Linked DNA regions of Homo sapiens: region 2 is linked to region 1. A link is a contact called in ENCODE Hi-C data. All regions are on one chromosome and are shown on one strand. Each heading gives the region's core, a stretch centred on a gene start or an enhancer-like site at or near the end of the contact. The rest is flanking DNA. Distances are from core to core; before and after follow the strand shown.

The links. Hi-C counts contacts between places; a loop is a spot of excess contacts on that map. Pooled maps may share reads with other maps.
Region 2: a loop to region 1 is called in a pooled map, with 2.1 times the contacts of the local background. The contact joins the enhancer-like site here to the promoter of C18orf15 in region 1. A Hi-C loop is called at or near these places in 5 of 168 maps with a recorded cell type or tissue (HepG2, gastrocnemius medialis, left colon and 2 more) and 5 of 50 pooled maps.

The regions. Positions count from the first base shown.
Region 1 is chr18:13,234,900-13,242,695 of GRCh38, reverse strand. C18orf15 (chromosome 18 putative open reading frame 15) reads right to left here and starts at 3,153. Exons shown (of 1, transcript NR_146617.1): 1 at 620-3,153. The region is part of intron 1 of LDLRAD4 (low density lipoprotein receptor class A domain containing 4); the gene reads right to left. RefSeq lists an enhancer at 2,374-3,008.
Region 2 is chr18:13,545,636-13,553,431 of GRCh38, reverse strand. The region is part of intron 4 of LDLRAD4 (low density lipoprotein receptor class A domain containing 4); the gene reads right to left. Among named protein-coding and RNA genes, the nearest start is that of MIR4526, 62 kb to the left of the region's middle. RefSeq lists enhancers at 2,673-3,174, 4,438-5,387. Within about 2 kb of position 3,856, at least 10 of the 41 ENCODE cell types and tissues checked have a DNase peak (open chromatin) inside an H3K27ac peak, as active enhancers do; they include prostate gland and sigmoid colon, where a contact is called at or near this core.

The DNA of each region.
Region 1 (7,796 bases), core at 1,904-4,403:
TATAACAAAACTGCACTTGTACCCCATAAATCTATTTTTTTAATTTTTTAATTAAAAAATAACAATGCAGAGTGGCTTGCAAAAAAAATACCACATTTGCATTTAGTTCTTATTTCTTTTTCTATATACTATACAGACTACATGGGATTTTAAAGGGTAAAATATTACCAACCTCTTTACTATTGTTCTAAAAATCTATCATTAGTAAGTGTGTGAAAGTGGTTTTTCCATATCAAAGTGAAGTCCACGAAGGTCTTGCCTGCCTTACCTTAGTTGGATTCCACTAATCACCCGATCACCCCGGCCACAGCTCCAGGCCTGAAACCAAAGTACCAGCAGGAATTAAACAACCTCTTCAAAGAGCTTCCTAAAATCTTAACCTTTAATTGGAAAATGCAGATGATCAAATCAAGCACTGACGTGACCGGGTAAAACTTGAAATACTGGAATCCTAGACAAAATTGTTTTGATGAATTTCCTGCAGACGTGAAAACAAGCGATTCCAGTAGGTCAACAAGTCAGAAGCACGTTCTTGGTTTAATGAAGCTCTGTTAAACTATTTTCTCTTTTTCCTAGAACCCCGATCTTTTGTTATTGTTTTCAGATGATGTGTGTGTTTGTTTGTGGCTGGCTTCACATCACCCTGGAGGGTTCATAAAGATAGGCCACGAAGCCCCGTGCTTGTAGACACACACCCCGACGGACACTGGCCTCGCGTGATGACGCGTGTGAGAAACCCGCCCCAGTTTGACCTCTGCAGTACATAAGGGTCTGTGGGACGTGAACCCCACGACATTTATTTTTAATCACAGTAAAAGATGTAAGATGCACGAGACAACATGACAGTCATCTTTGCAATCCCGGTCTCCAGCAGGAGTAATTACGGCGCAGGACCCATTTCACGCATGTCCCTGTGAAAGCAGGATCCAGGCTGTTCAGCGGGGAGGGGACCGCGGGGACAGAGGAGGATTCTCTACTGACGGCAGAGCGCCCTGCAGCAGGAGGCTGGGACAGTCACCCCTACATTGCCAGCGGTCAGTCAGGAGGAGGAGCTGGAAGGCTGACCCTGGAGTCTCAGCAATACCGGCTTTCAGCAGGAGGCCCAGCCTTCACCTGCTGCTCTCTCTGCCCCTGCATCCGTCCCTCAGGCACGCCCTCAGTCCTACCACACTGACTCCCACATAGCCTGGGTTTTGCTGTCTACCTTGAGGCAGGATCACTGCTCCATTTCAATCCTCAGCGTATCAAGACATTGTGTACAGAGTAGTGATGAGCGGGAGACCCGCTGCAGCACCCGGGAGGCTACCCTGGAAGCCTCCGGAATGAACTTCCGCATGTATACACACAGCGAAAGCACACAGCAGACGCCGGGGCCAGCATGGAACTCGACACTGGTTTGGGTCTTTATAAACCAGCGCCCTGTGAGGTGCCATGTGAGGTGTCCAACAGACACAAATAAAGCCCGCCTTGGCCTGGCGCAGTGGCTCATGCCTGTAATCCCAGCATTTCGGGAGGCCGAGGCAGGTGGATCACTTGAGGTCAGGAGTTCCAGACCAGCCTGACCAACATGGAGAAGCCCCGTCTCTACTAAAAATACAAAATTGGCCGGGTAGTGGCACATGCCTGTAATCCCAGCTAATCAGGAGGCCGAGGCAGGAGAATCGCTTGAACCCGGGAGGCAGACGTTGCAGTGAGCTGAGATTGCACCATTGCACTCCAGCGTGGGCAACAAGAGTGAAACTCCATCTCAAAAAAAAAAGAAAAGAAAAGAAAAGAAAAAAAAAGCCCGCCTCGAGTAGGGCCAATTCTCTCTCAGGCAAAAATCGTGAGATTAGACCACAATCTGTTGTCATCCCTCCAAAGCTGCCGTCTCATTTAAATATCCTCTCATCTGGCAGTCACTGAAGACCTACTATGTGCTAGGCGCTCTGGAGGGCAGCTGGAATATCAAAGTAAACAGGGGAGTCCCTGATCACTGAGTTCCTGGTCCATGAGGAGAACAGATGCCTGCACAGTCCATTAGAAAATAACGGTGCGCACGCATACATGCGCATGCACACATGCACACAAGCACACACATGCACACATATACACAAGCACACACATGCACACACACGCACATGCATGCACACATGCACACTACAGTCAAACTCTGAGGATGCACAGGGCAGCACGGACCTCTAGCCCAGGTGCTGACGCTGTCTTGGAGCACCTCAAGGCCGAGGGAGGCTGAAGCAGCACCTCCCAGGCCAAAGAACCCACAGGATGGCCATGTGAGAGGCAAGAAAGGGCCCAGGGGAGGCTGTGAGCATATGTGGGGGAGGCGGTGTGAAAGCCTTTTTCCGCTTCCCTGCCACCAGCTCACGGGGACATCGGGGCTCTGGGCCTGCGGCCTCAGAGCTCCTTTGGGGCCAAGGGCTGAGCTTTCAGCAAGTTGACCCTGCAAGACTAGGGAAGCCTCAGGCTGCTCTGTTGGAAGGTGAATGTGTGACTCTTTCAAAGCACCCTGACCCTGCATGTGCCCATCTCCATCACCGAAGTAGGTCTGGAGTCGGGTCTTTCAGAATGCTGGCCTAGTTATTTAACTAATGTGCAATGAGTTTCTATGTCCAAGGCCATCCAAAACATGGCAAAGCTAAATAAATATGTATACACTTAGGAAATCCCTTCCTTGGCCAAACAGGAACAGGGACCCTACAACTGGCATGAGGAGAGTTGCACGGGCCAGCATGCTGCCAGGAGGTCCCCAGAAGTACCCATGGCAAACCAAACAAACAGCAGTCAGGAACTGGGTAAAGGTTGGCTGCAGCACAAACAGCTACAGTCGCAGCCTTTGGCTCCATGGCATCTCATGGCTGGTACAGCCTGCGTGGCCCAGGCCACCATGGAGCAAACCCCACGGGCCACAGCTGGAGGTTTGCCAGCCGGCAACTTGGGGCTCCACTCTTTCCAGGCCCGCCAAGGACAGCCAGGGCATCTGCGTCTGGTCCCCAGTCCACACTGTGACTGGTGCAGGCATTACAAGAAAGTGGAACAGTGAGTGAATGAGCGCAGCTGTTCTGAGCCTACTGAAGGTCTCTCCAGCCGGATGGCTGGCCCAAGCCCCCTCTGGACAACTGCTACTTTCATTTGCTCTAAGACTGTATGATCATTAATACCTGTAATTCATTCTGACTAATCAAAATTCATCCTGGTTAATTCACTAGCTAATTAGAATTTAAAAGAGTGCCACAGCCATTCAGGCAAGCTCATTTAGGAGCTATTGAAATCCTCACACAAGACGTAGGTGAAAAGGGAGAGGGAGTCTGTTTAAACTTCTAAGTGGCCCCTGCACTCCCCTTTGTTCCCTCAAATCCCTGAGCTCAGCAGGCTAATCTCACTGGATTAGCTGCATTAACATTTCCAGTGTCCTCTCCCTAACGCCAGGCCCCTCCAACCGCAGGCTTCATGGGTCACAAATGTTCTCTCGAGCCCGCAGTTACAAGCAGCAATTTTTTTTTTTTTTTTTTGAGACAGAGTCTTGCTCTGTGGCCCAGGCTGGAGTACAGTGGTGTGATCTCAGCTCACTGCAACCTCTGCCTCCCAGATTCAAGCAATTATCCTGCCTCAGCCCCCTGAGTAGCTGGGATTACAGGTGTGCGCCACCACGCCCAGCTAATTTTTCTTATTTTTAGTAGAGACAGGGTTTCACCATGTTGGCCAGGCTGGTCTCGAACTCCTGACCTCAGGTGATCCGCCCACCTCAGCCTCCCAAGTGCTGGGATTGCAGACATGAGCCACCCGCCTGGCCTTACAAGCAGCAATCTTAATGTCCCCTCTCCCACCAGAACCTCGGCAGGAACAGGGGCTAGGGCTGTTGAGTAGGAGCAGGAGGCATCTCAGTGAGCTCCCTGGGAACGTGACATTATAAAATCACATTTCCACACAGAAACACAGGCGTAGTCACCACCCGGGAGAGGCTGCCTATGTGTAGGCCCCTCCCAGGTATTGAGTCTCTCCAGGATCCTAAAAGTAACCCAGATTTGGTGCAAACCTCACAGAGATGTGAACCCAGGCTGGCAGGACTCTGCAGTCCACGCCCTCTGGCCTGCACCACACCACCCCTCAGTTCTGTGGGTGCTGAGTCCCACATCTGCACGTTCTCCCACCTGCTCTCCAAAATAACCCAGCTTATTACAGAAAGAGCACAGAGTAGATGTAAAAAGTCTTCCTTTTGTGTGAACACTGACAGCCCAAATAAAGAAGGCATCAGGTGCATCCAACAGTGCTTCAAGACACTGATCAATCATAAAATATTGCGTGGCACAGGCACCTCTAATATCCTTCCAGTTGAGCAAAAAATCTATCAACAAGAGGCAATGCATGAAGGGGACCAGCCCAACAGCAGAATGTTTTTAAGAGGGGGCTCCTTCTCGTTTTACAATAAACCACGACCAGTCATCGAGCAATCTGTCTCCAGTTCCAATACTGGAAAATAAGGAAGAGAAATCCTGGGTTCATGCTTAGATGGCTCTGTGATCTCATGCCCTCCAGACTTGGGAAAGGCAGATATTCTGGCACCTGCTGTTAGTTTACAGTTCCCAATAGTTCCTGGGGTTTTAGGTGGATTTTCAGAGCAAGCTTGTGGGTAAGGATGGCTAGGAACAGCCTCACTCCACTGTCCATTTCCTTCACAATCAGCCCAAGCACCGTGACTTCGCAAGGAGGCAGACACATTGACCTTAAGAACCAGGGTGGGCATCCAGGAGGCCACCAGACTCTACCCCAGCCTCCCATTTTAGAGACGAGATCTTAACAGCATGTGACCTCAGACAAGGTGCTAAATTCCCTAGACCTCAGTTTCCTCATCTGTAAAATGGGACTGATCACTACACTTCCCAACCTCATAAATGAATTACATGGGTCAAATGAAAGAACACATGCAAACTGCTGGACAGCAATGCCTCCATGAAGGGGGTTCTCCATGGGGAAACTGAGGCCAGAGGTCTTGAGTGATCACAGTGACTGGTGCAGGGCTGTCACACAATTGTATGCACTGAGGGAATGGATCTTTGGTTGCTCGGGGGACAATGCTACTTGGAGACCGAGCTAGGAACAAGAATCCACGTTCCCTGAATGTCTTCGAACTAACTGCTTTTTCCACTGAACAGATCACCCCAGTTCCACTTGGCCGTGGGACCAGGAGTGAAATTATCACCTCTGTCTCCAATGCAAGAACAAATCAGCCACCCGGCAGTCACTGTCCACAAGCCCATGAACCACAGAACCTTCCTTGGTACTAAGTATATGAACTAGAAGCTCTGGGAACTAAGAGACCATCTACGGTGGCCTCAGAGAGCCACATCCTATCAGATCACAGGAGGAAGCAGCCAGGACACCAGTGACTCTGCCAGTGCCCAGGACGTGGGGTGATGCACTTAGTCCCCTGCATTTCCCAGCGGGCACCTGCGCCATCTCATCTGACAGTCAGAGTAACCCTGCAAGCAGGCAGATGTCATGATCCCATTTTCAAGATGAGGGAGCAGGACTCGGACTGGCCAAAGGCCACAGCCCAGAACAAGAGCAAGCTGGCCTCCAGAGCCCAAGCCAGCATGCCTAGCAAGCGTTCTATGAGTGGAGCCTCCAGGGATAACCCAAGATCACAAAGACAGAGACACCTGCTGCTTCTTAAGTCACTGTGTTTCATTCTCCATTAAATATAAAACAGAACTCTACCTGCACACATTATGCCCCCAAGCACAGTCCCTTATGGAATGTTACAATCCTCATCTCTAAACTGAGATGGAACCACGCTGGTTCCAAGCAAGACTAGGGAGGGAGGGAGTCCACAGTTCCAGGGACAAAGCAAAGGGGAATTAAAACGTAACCTCAGAGGAAGATGTCAACACATCTGCAAAAGAAAATTAATTCCAACTGTGATCTGAAAGTCCGACATGGAACACCAGGTGCAGGAGACACCCCCACTCCAACAGCAGCTCAGAAACCCTCCAGACTGAGAAACACGGACCGAGCCCCACACAGGCAACGCCAGCACCCAGAGGAAGCAGAGGGTACAGAAAGGAGTTTAACATGTTTTTCTAGGCCAGACGTGGTGGCTCACGCCTGTAATCCTAGCACTTTGGGAGGCCAAGGAGGGCGGATCACCTGAGGGCGGATCACCTGAGTTTGAGACTAGCCTGACCAACATGGAGAAACCCTAACTCTGCTAAAAATAGAAACTTAGCCTGGGGTGGTGGTGCATGCCTGTAATCCCAGCTACTCAGGAGGCTGAGGCAGGAGAATCGCTTGAACCCGGGAGGCAGACGTTGCAGTGTGCCGAGATCGCACTACTGCACTCCAGCCTGGGCAACAAGAGCAAAACTCTGTCTCAAAAAAAAAAAAAAAAAAAGTTTTTCTATTGTTAGATCAAAGCAAAATGATGGTTCCAGGGGGAAAAGATGGAACAGTGCTTCTCTGTGTAACTGTTTCCACATCTAACGAGAAACTGCTCTGCACAGAACTGCCCAGCCCAGCTCGGGAGCGACGGGTGCCAGATGGAACCACTCTCTGTAGAGAGTAAACCTTGCTATCCCCATAGCAACTCCACCGCGCTTCCAAAATGCTTAAAAAGACACACATCAAATTGTTTTCCACAATTTTTCAGAAAGTGACTTTTTATTCCACACCCTTAGCAAATCTAGTTAACTGGGAATTTTCTCATTATAAAAACAGGAACACATGATCATTGTAGAAAATATGGAAAAGATGAAAAGACAGAATTTTTTAAACCATCCTTAGCACTATATGCCAAGACCTCTATTTTTAATGTCCTGGTGTATTTCCTTCCAGTCTGTTCTCCGGGTGGAGGTTCAAACAGATTCCTAACGGAGGCAAGGATCAGCACCCAGCCTGCAAGAAAAGCAACCCACCCCAGGGCTGGATGTGCACTTCCCCCAGGGGCAGGACTGCAGATGTGTCCTCAGACTGGGAGGGAAATAAAGTCGACTCATCCAACCAAAGCCGATCGCATATGCAACATGGCTAGTGGTCTATTACACAGGCTAAAAGCCATCAATAGGAATGAATTTGCTAGGAGTCCTCACCACTATTTAGAATGTGGGGGGTTTTTCAGTTTTTTCTCCTTCTTCCGCACTTGGTTTTCACAATCCTTGTGGATTTTAAATCCAAGGCAACAAAACTAATACCAGAATAAAAGCACAGTCAGATGCCTGGAGGGTGAGTCAGACTTCCAGGTAGCTGTCGAACATTTAGTCTTCTTTGAAAAGATGGAAAAAAGATTCACAGACCATAATTTTCTCTACTTTGAACTTTTCCTGATCCCAAGAACAGAGGAAAACAGCTTAGGAGAATCAAGGTTATGATAGAGACATCTCGTCTAAAGAGAAAGCATCTACATATGATGAATTTAATAAACTTTAATAATCTGATGATTTTTTTTTTTTTTGAGATGGAGTTTTGCTCTTGTTGCCCAGGCTGGAGTGCAATGGCGCAATCTCAGCTCACTGCAACCTCTACCTCCCGGGTTTAAACAATTCTCCTGCCTCAGCCTCCCAAGTAGCTGGGAATACAGGCACACGCCACCACGCCTGGCTAATTTTTTGTATTTTTAGTAGAGACAGGGTTTCTCCATGTTGGTCAGGCTGGTCTCGAACTCCCAACCTCAGGTGATCCACTCACCTTGGCCTCCCAAAGTGCTAGGATTACAGGCATAAGCCACCGTGCCAACCTAATCTGATGATTTTTTTACAGCTTGATAAATTGGTTTCTAAGCAAATAAATAACTAATTTATCCAAAA
Region 2 (7,796 bases), core at 2,607-5,106, 310 kb before region 1:
TATTTTAAGAACACCATTCTTCAAAATCTCGTCTCACATCTTCAGACGTTTTTCTGTCACTATAACCAGTGTCTAGACACCCAAATTAAGTACTGTAAACCCAGCCACAACCAAAATGATCCTTCTGCTGGAGATGATGTGTACACAAGGTCACAAACACGCAAGCATACAAATATTTTCAACATGTACCAAACAGGAGACCTTTATTTGTAGACAAAAATATTGATGTTGCTAAGTGATACTGAACAAATCACAAGCTATAAGTCTTTATTATTTATTTCCATCTATTTCCCACTCATAAACACTTTTAACTCTGTTCCATGTCTGTACATATTTAGTCTCAACTAGAATGTCACATTTACTAAAAATATAAAATAACAAAATACTAACCTCTTATCATTTTTCAGATCCTTCCTTAAAAATACGCAGAGGATGAGTAAAGTCTTAAATGAGCAACATCATAAAGGAAGTAAATGAACCAGATACAATGATTATTGGTTAATTTCAACCTAACCAATAATAACTCTAGGAACTTTTTTGGGCAGCAAACTCTGACTTTTTCTTAACAAGAGAGAAATAAAGCCAGGCAAAGGAGATCCCTAGGCAATCCCAAACTGAAGCTCGGTAAAGAACCGTGCACACCCACTTACTCAGGTGGCCCATGAAGAGGGAGACGGACAGATTCTAGGTTCTATCACTTTCCCTGTACTGTCTAGAACAGCATCATCTAAAGTCGGGATACAACACGGAAGAAAGAGTGAAGAGTCACAGTCCTCTAGGAACTACCTCAGCCGTCAGCCTCTCCCCGTCGTTAGGAAGTGGAGGGAGGAGGGTGAGCCCTGGCCATCTATCAAAGGCACAATCAAACTGCACCAGCAACCAGAGAGGAGGCCAGGGGGAAGGATCGTGACTGGCTGGGCAGAAGCTGAACCCTCAGGAGCTAAGGGAACCTTAAAGGCATTTTCAAAGATGCATAAGCCCAGGTCTAGAGATAGTGCACTGTCCTTCCAGGTCCAGCTAAGGCAGAGGAGATCGGGAGGCATAAAACGTAAGTGCCTTGAAAGAAGTGACATGCAGGCATGCCTTCCAGCAGCCCTGGGATTCGATGACATCAGTAGCAATCTGTCTGCACTGCCCCAGCAAGTAGGAAGCACGGTGTCGTGGAAAGGGCTGGTGGACAGTTTAAAGGATGCAGATGCTCAACCTGGCTGGCCGCTGGGAGCTGCAGGCCTAGGTGGTCACTGCACCCCACTGTGCCTCACATTGTTCACACTACTGATATGGTCTGGATGTCTGTCTCCTCCAAATCTCATGTGAAATGAGATCCTCTGTGTTGGAAGTGGGGCCTAGTGGGGGGTGTCTGGGTCATGCAGTGGGTCCCTCGTGGCTTGGTGCCCTCCCTGCAGTAATGAGCTCACAGGATATCTGGTTATTAAAGCTACTGGAACCTCCCTGTCACCCTCTTGCTCCCCATCCTGCCATGTGACACACTGGCTCCCCTTTGCCTTATGCCATGAGTGGAAGCTTCCTGAGGCCTCCCCAGAAACAGATGCTGGCACCATACTTCTTGTACAGCCTGCAGAACCATGAGCCCAATAAACCTCTTTTCTTTATAAATTACCCAACCTCAGGTATTCCTTTGTAGCAGTGCAAAAAGAACGAACACCTGCTCACTTGATAGGCCCATATTCATGGCAGGTCAGGGTCTTCTCAGCCCATGTCTGCAACTGGTTTCCCCCAAATTCCCTCTGTTTCTCTCCCTGGCAGAGGACCCTCCTCTGTCCCTGTTGGCCGCCCTCCTACCCCACCATGGCACACTCTGTGATGCCATCCTGTCTGCTCAGTAACTCCCCCCAGTTCTACGGAGTTTTGGCTACTCTTCATCTATCCTGTCTTTTCTCTCTTTCTGCAAACCAGAGCTCTCAGAGTACCTCCTTGCTCTCAGCTTTATCACACGTGCCCTGGGACAGCCGAGGCCTCGGCAGCCTGGCAGGATTCACTCTTTGCTCTGTGTCAACAAGCAGTTCTGGCCCACAAGCATGGGCCAAATGAGCCTGTGCACAGACTAAAAACAAAACAGATCCTCGGTAGGACACACAACAGGAGCACTTAATCAAGATGTCTCTACAAGGTGGCCCTGATAGGAAGGTCAGCACAGCTGTCCCAGGGTTGTGGGGGACCCTCGCTGCTGCTCTGTCGGAAAGGCCCCCACATTGCTGAGGGTGGGAAGAAAGAGGGTTGCTGTTGGCACCCGATGACACTATTTTGCTCGTGGCCGTTGGAGGTGAAGTCAAACAGTGGGTCCTGAGGCGAGTTAGGAAGTGGCACTGGCCGTAGGGGTGTAATTTAGAGATGCATAGAAAATTGCTGGGGAGGCACACGGAAGATAAGAAGGGCCCAGTGCTCTGCTATCCCCCAGAGGCAGAGGTCAAGCCCCTGGGCTGGGTGATGAGAATGAGCACAGAGGGGGCATGACTGGAGGGTGGTGTGGCCAGCCATCTCTGCCCACGGTGACAGCATCTGTACTCATAGGAGGGGGCCCAAGGGAGGCAAAGAATGGGACATCCCAAACAGAAGTCGGCCCTGCCTGCTCGCAGAGGAAGGGACTTGGAGCCAGGTTCTGGACACCACTCACAGCGGGACTCGGACTTGGAGTCTCGCTCTTCCCAGGCTCTCTCCACCGCCCCTAGATCTGGATGGCCGGAGGGCTGTCAGCCAGGCCCCTCTCATCTTCCTCGGCTTACGTTTTGGCAGGGGCCAGCTCCCAAGGCTGCCATTTCCTAAACCCACTGTGGAAGGCTGCTCGGCGGGACTCATCGTCTTGATGGCATCAACATCGCCAGCACTCATGCCTTGAGCCTTCCTCCTGGCCGTCCTCAGGGACGCCTTCTCATTCTCACAGCATGTGTTTATGATGTAAGCCGTCCAGACACCCTCTAGCCCCTCGAGCTTTGACTTATTCCGAGCCCTCTGCAGCTCCCAGTATTACGTCTCTCCACAGACCCATGACAGGTTCAAGAATTTTGTTTTCATCCATCATAATTTGCGTAACACCAACCAGTTGAAGGTTTTTTTCCTATGCTAGCTTTCCCTCCACAGAAATGAAACAATTCTGTGAATGAAACCATTTGCCTATTACATGTGAAGTGTGTGTCTGTCAGCTCAGGGCTCTGTGTTTTTATATTCCTCATGAAGCTGCCCCTTATTCTCCCTCCAAGACCACTATAACATTTTGGTGGAACCCTTTTCCATGATAGAACTTACATTGTCATGTTGTGGTAATCTGTTTTCAAGTCTTATGTTAAGTAGATAGTAAGCCCATTGCCCCCTTGTAGACAGCAACTGTGTCTGCTTTCTTCCTGTGTGGGCACGTGGCCAATGCTCCAAGAAAGAAAAACGTTGCTGGATTAAAATATGCTAGTCGGATGATGGCAGCAGTTCAGAAGAATCCACGAGGCAGAATTATCATCTCCATTATACAGAAGAAATGCAGCTCAGAGAAATGAAGACTCTTGCCCAAGTTTCCCTGGCTTCTAAAGCGGTGGTGCCTGAATTTGAACCTAGTTCTGTTTGATGGCAAAATTGCCTTCTTGACCTGTCTGCTGCTGGCTTCCCCAGAAAAAACAAGGAAGCAAGACAACCAAATGCCAGAAGCTTTAAAATTGGACAGACTAAAATAAGGCTGCCCCAGCTGCATAGGGTGCTGCTGGTCTACGGCACACATGGTCCAGCCAGGGCTAATTTTAACTCTTTGTCTGTTCTCTAAGTTTCCTCCCTCTTCCAGCAGAACCCACTGTCCTCTGCTCTTGGTAGCCACGGCCTTTCTATGTTTCACGCTCACAGCTCAGACACTCAGATTCAGTTCCCTTTTTCAGACAATGTTAAAACACAATTATAGATCTGTTCTCCCATTAAAATGCCTCCGTGAATAAAATAAACTGAACAGAACCGTCTGGTCTTCCTGGGCCCTTTCCCAGAAGCACCTGATGGACATCCCCAGTACCTTCCATGGGCAGCACCCCAGCTGGGGACCATGGCAGCTCCACTATCCAGCGTGATTCCTCATCCTTGCACAATCTCACTGTTTCTGAGAAATGAAGACAGCTGTTTTCATTATGGTTTTAGCCTAAACAAAACTCCAACTTCTTATTAAGAATGTTTAATAAAATCAACAGGGCATTTAAACTGCCAGCAGGGAGCTTGGCAAATTACATGCTGGCATGGTGCCTCCCTCTGTGTCTGGATGCAAATATTTCTCATCTTTACACAGCTTTTCTGAAACATCATAATGCCATCTCAACCAGCCCACCCCCACACCACATGCAACTATGACTTTGTGAGGCACACACCAGCATCCATTTGTGACAAAAGCGAAATGCAACTCCCTGTAGAATCAGCTAGGCTAAGTAGCTGTTTGCTTTTGGGGAGCTGAATATTCAAGAAGTTGCTTTAGGACTCATGAAATAATTAATAGATTCCCCATCTTGAGATGGTAAAATGAAAAAAGTATTCCTTGCATTATCCCATCTCATATTTATTAGGTACAAATGATGGCAGCAATGGCCTGTCTAGAATGGCCGCTGCCATGATGCTGGCTGCAGCAGGGGAGGCATGGGTGGGGCCGTGTGCTCCCTGGAGCAGGCAGGAGCCAGGAACAGGTGGGAGCCCTAACCCTTTCCAAGTTGGTGGGGCAGGAGCCCCACTCTCCCAGGCATAGCTGCAGCCCCCCAGCCACAGCTGTGGACATGGGCATCCCTGCACCCCTGGACTCTTGGAGGCCCAGAAACCACCCCGTGCCCCAGCAGGCTTGGAAGTGCCTGCTCCCACTGCCTGGCCTCTCCCCACTCCCAGCACCCACTCCAATTTTGAAGCAAACTTGTGGCTGAGCCCAGGCACTATTACGACCTGACCAGGTGTGCACATACTTGGAGTGGCACTGACATCCCAGCCCCTTGCCCTTGGCCCCTTCTGGACTTTGGGTGCCAACAAGCAGGGGAAGGAGGCCAAGGGGGTGCTGAAAGTGGCTCAGCCTGGGCTTGCAGGCACCCCTTGGCACCAACAGCCTGGGCGCCATGAATGCCATGAACAGCAGCAGGAGGCAGACAGGCTCCTGGGTGGAAAGGGGCAGGTCCCTGGTGACTAACCCCACCTTCTGGCCAGAGTGAGAACTTACGGTGCTTTTTCCAGGCCTGCCAATGGCTGCCTATGGACCAATCAGCATCTACTTCCTCCCTTCTGAAGCCCATAAAACCCCCCAGACTCAGCCAGACTCAGGCAGATGACAAGATGACCTGCCTGCAGAGAGGAGCCACCCACTCTGGGTCTCCTCTCTGCTGAGAGCTGCATTTGTCAGAATGACCTGCCTGTGGATAGGAGCTACCCACCTCGGGACTCATGAGAACTATACTGTCACTCAATAAAGCACCTCTTTGACTTGCTCACCCTCCAGTTGTCTGGGTACCTCGTTCTTCTGGATGCAGGACAAGAACTCAGGACCTACTGAATGGTGGGACTGAAAGAGCTGTAACACAAACAGGCCTGAAACACACCCTCCTGCTTGCCATGTTGTGGGTGACAAGAAGGAGAGAAGAGAGAATGAGAGAAAAGCTGCAGCCCTTTGGGGAGCCCAGACATAGGAGGAGCTCCCTGAGCCAGGGCTGTGACACCCTCTTTGGGGCTCTGCACTTCCTAGCATTTCCAAACTTCTGGGCACCACCATCTTCCCCGGTGTCCACAGTGGAAGCCGCTTGTGGTATGCCTGGTCCAGCCACAGCAAGGAGCTGCCCACCCCATTGCAGACAGCATGCCTGGCCATGTACAGTGGCCACACTCCACGCTCACTCACTCATGCACCCCTCGCCACTCTGCACCTGGCTCGCCCTTGACAGGTGTGGGATCTGGGCCAGGACTGAAAGCCAAGTGCAGCCTGCCAGGTCGAGTGGGCAGAACGAGCCCAGTGGGCCTGAGCAAAACTCAGTCAAAGGTGCCACCGGCTACAAGGTTTCCAGCGGGTGAAGCAACACCCTAAGGATCCTGTGACACTGATACAGCAGACGCACAAAGTTAGACACTGGTGGATCATCTAACAAGTTTAAGACATTGTTTTTACTCTCAAGTAGCTTGTGCAGAAAGTTAATTTTTCAAATAGTTTTAGCTTTCAAAGAAGCCCAGAATCTGTGACTGTAACTTTAAAATCACTGGACCCTAATGGATGCTACTCGAGTAAATGACGAAGTGGTACATTTTCTTCCTTCCTACCTCAAAGGATGACTTAATGGAAATAAAGTCAGTAACAGAAAGCAGGTTAACAAAGGAAGACAGATGCACAATTCTCACTGGCACAAGAGCTCTACTTGTCAACATCGGGGCCCACTGCAATCTTATCTAGCATCAATAAATTTCAAGATGGCAAAAATTACAACAGCTGCGCAGTGTCACCTCACCAGCCAAAATGTCAAATGTTCTCATCTCAAGTGTTGTAAATGAAAAAGAAGGGGACTCCTCTGTCAAGGGAGATCAGTGAAACCCCCTCTCCAAGCCAACTGGCTTTCTGTGTGGCTATTTCATAACCTAACAGAGACACTGCCTTTCTGTGCCGCTTCATCATCTGGCAAGCCCCTCACTGATGTCAGCGACAGAATCCTCAGAGATCACCGCTTTCTCTAAGCTGAGAAAGTGGGGATGGCGGATGGGGGAACCACGTGCCCGACAGCATCAGGCCTAATGAGCTTGCATGAAGTTCCCTGCACACACGGACTACTTTTGTGCCAGGGTACTGAGTAATTCCACCAGTGTTATTCAGTGACATCACATGGCAGTAGTGTGTGGTATTTAAAAAAAAAACCACCCAGGCTGGGTAACATAGCAAGACCCTGTCTCTACAAAAAATGCAAAAATTAGCCAGGCATGGTGGTGCACACCTGTAGTCCCAGGTACTCAGGAGGCTGAGGCAGGAGAATCGCTTGAGCCTGGGAATTTGAGGCTGCTATGAGCTATGATTGCACCACTGCACTCCAGCCTGGGCAACAGGGCAAGACTCTGTCAGGCAAGCAAGAGGGGAGGGGGGAGGGGAGGCCATCTTCAATCTTTTATTGTTGAGCCACTTCAGTTAGACAAATTACTCCCGAGCAGCAGTTAGTGGTGGAGTTGGCCTGCTGGTTCCCCGGCAGAGCTGCTTCACTGAACTCCCCTCCCTTACCCCTTGACCTTCCACTTGATGAGTGACAGCCATTGGGTCCAGGCTGAATGCACCCATCTCTCCATCTGTGAACATAAACCCAGTCCCCTGCCTCAACTGTTGTTGACTTTTACCACCCACTCCCCACCAAGCAGGGGCTAAACCATCTGCCCTAATCCCGAACAGCCTCAGGCTCTCACTTCACAGGTAGGGAACTTAGGTCCAGAGGGGGAAGGTAATGGGCCTGTGATCCCACAGTTATGAACACTGCATCCCGACCCTATCCTTCACTGCTGCTGCTAAGAAACTCCCTCTTGGCTTAGGATTGAGGACAGCTCTGTGACTATGACTTCCCAAATGAAGCCCACTGACTCTCACCTGTTGGGTCCTTCCCAGCCTCCATCCTGCCCCATTGGCTTTCCCTGACTTTTGAGCTGTGGTTACATGTTCCACCCCTGGAAGGCTCCACCCCACTGTGACCTGTGCACAGCAGGCACTGAGTATGCTTGGTGTCATAAATTAGCTTGCTTGGCTCCATAACATCTCCTGTCTCTTTCCTGCCCCGCCAGTTTCCCACCCTCCTCAGTTCCCGCAGCTTGTTTGCAGCTAAGAAACCGCA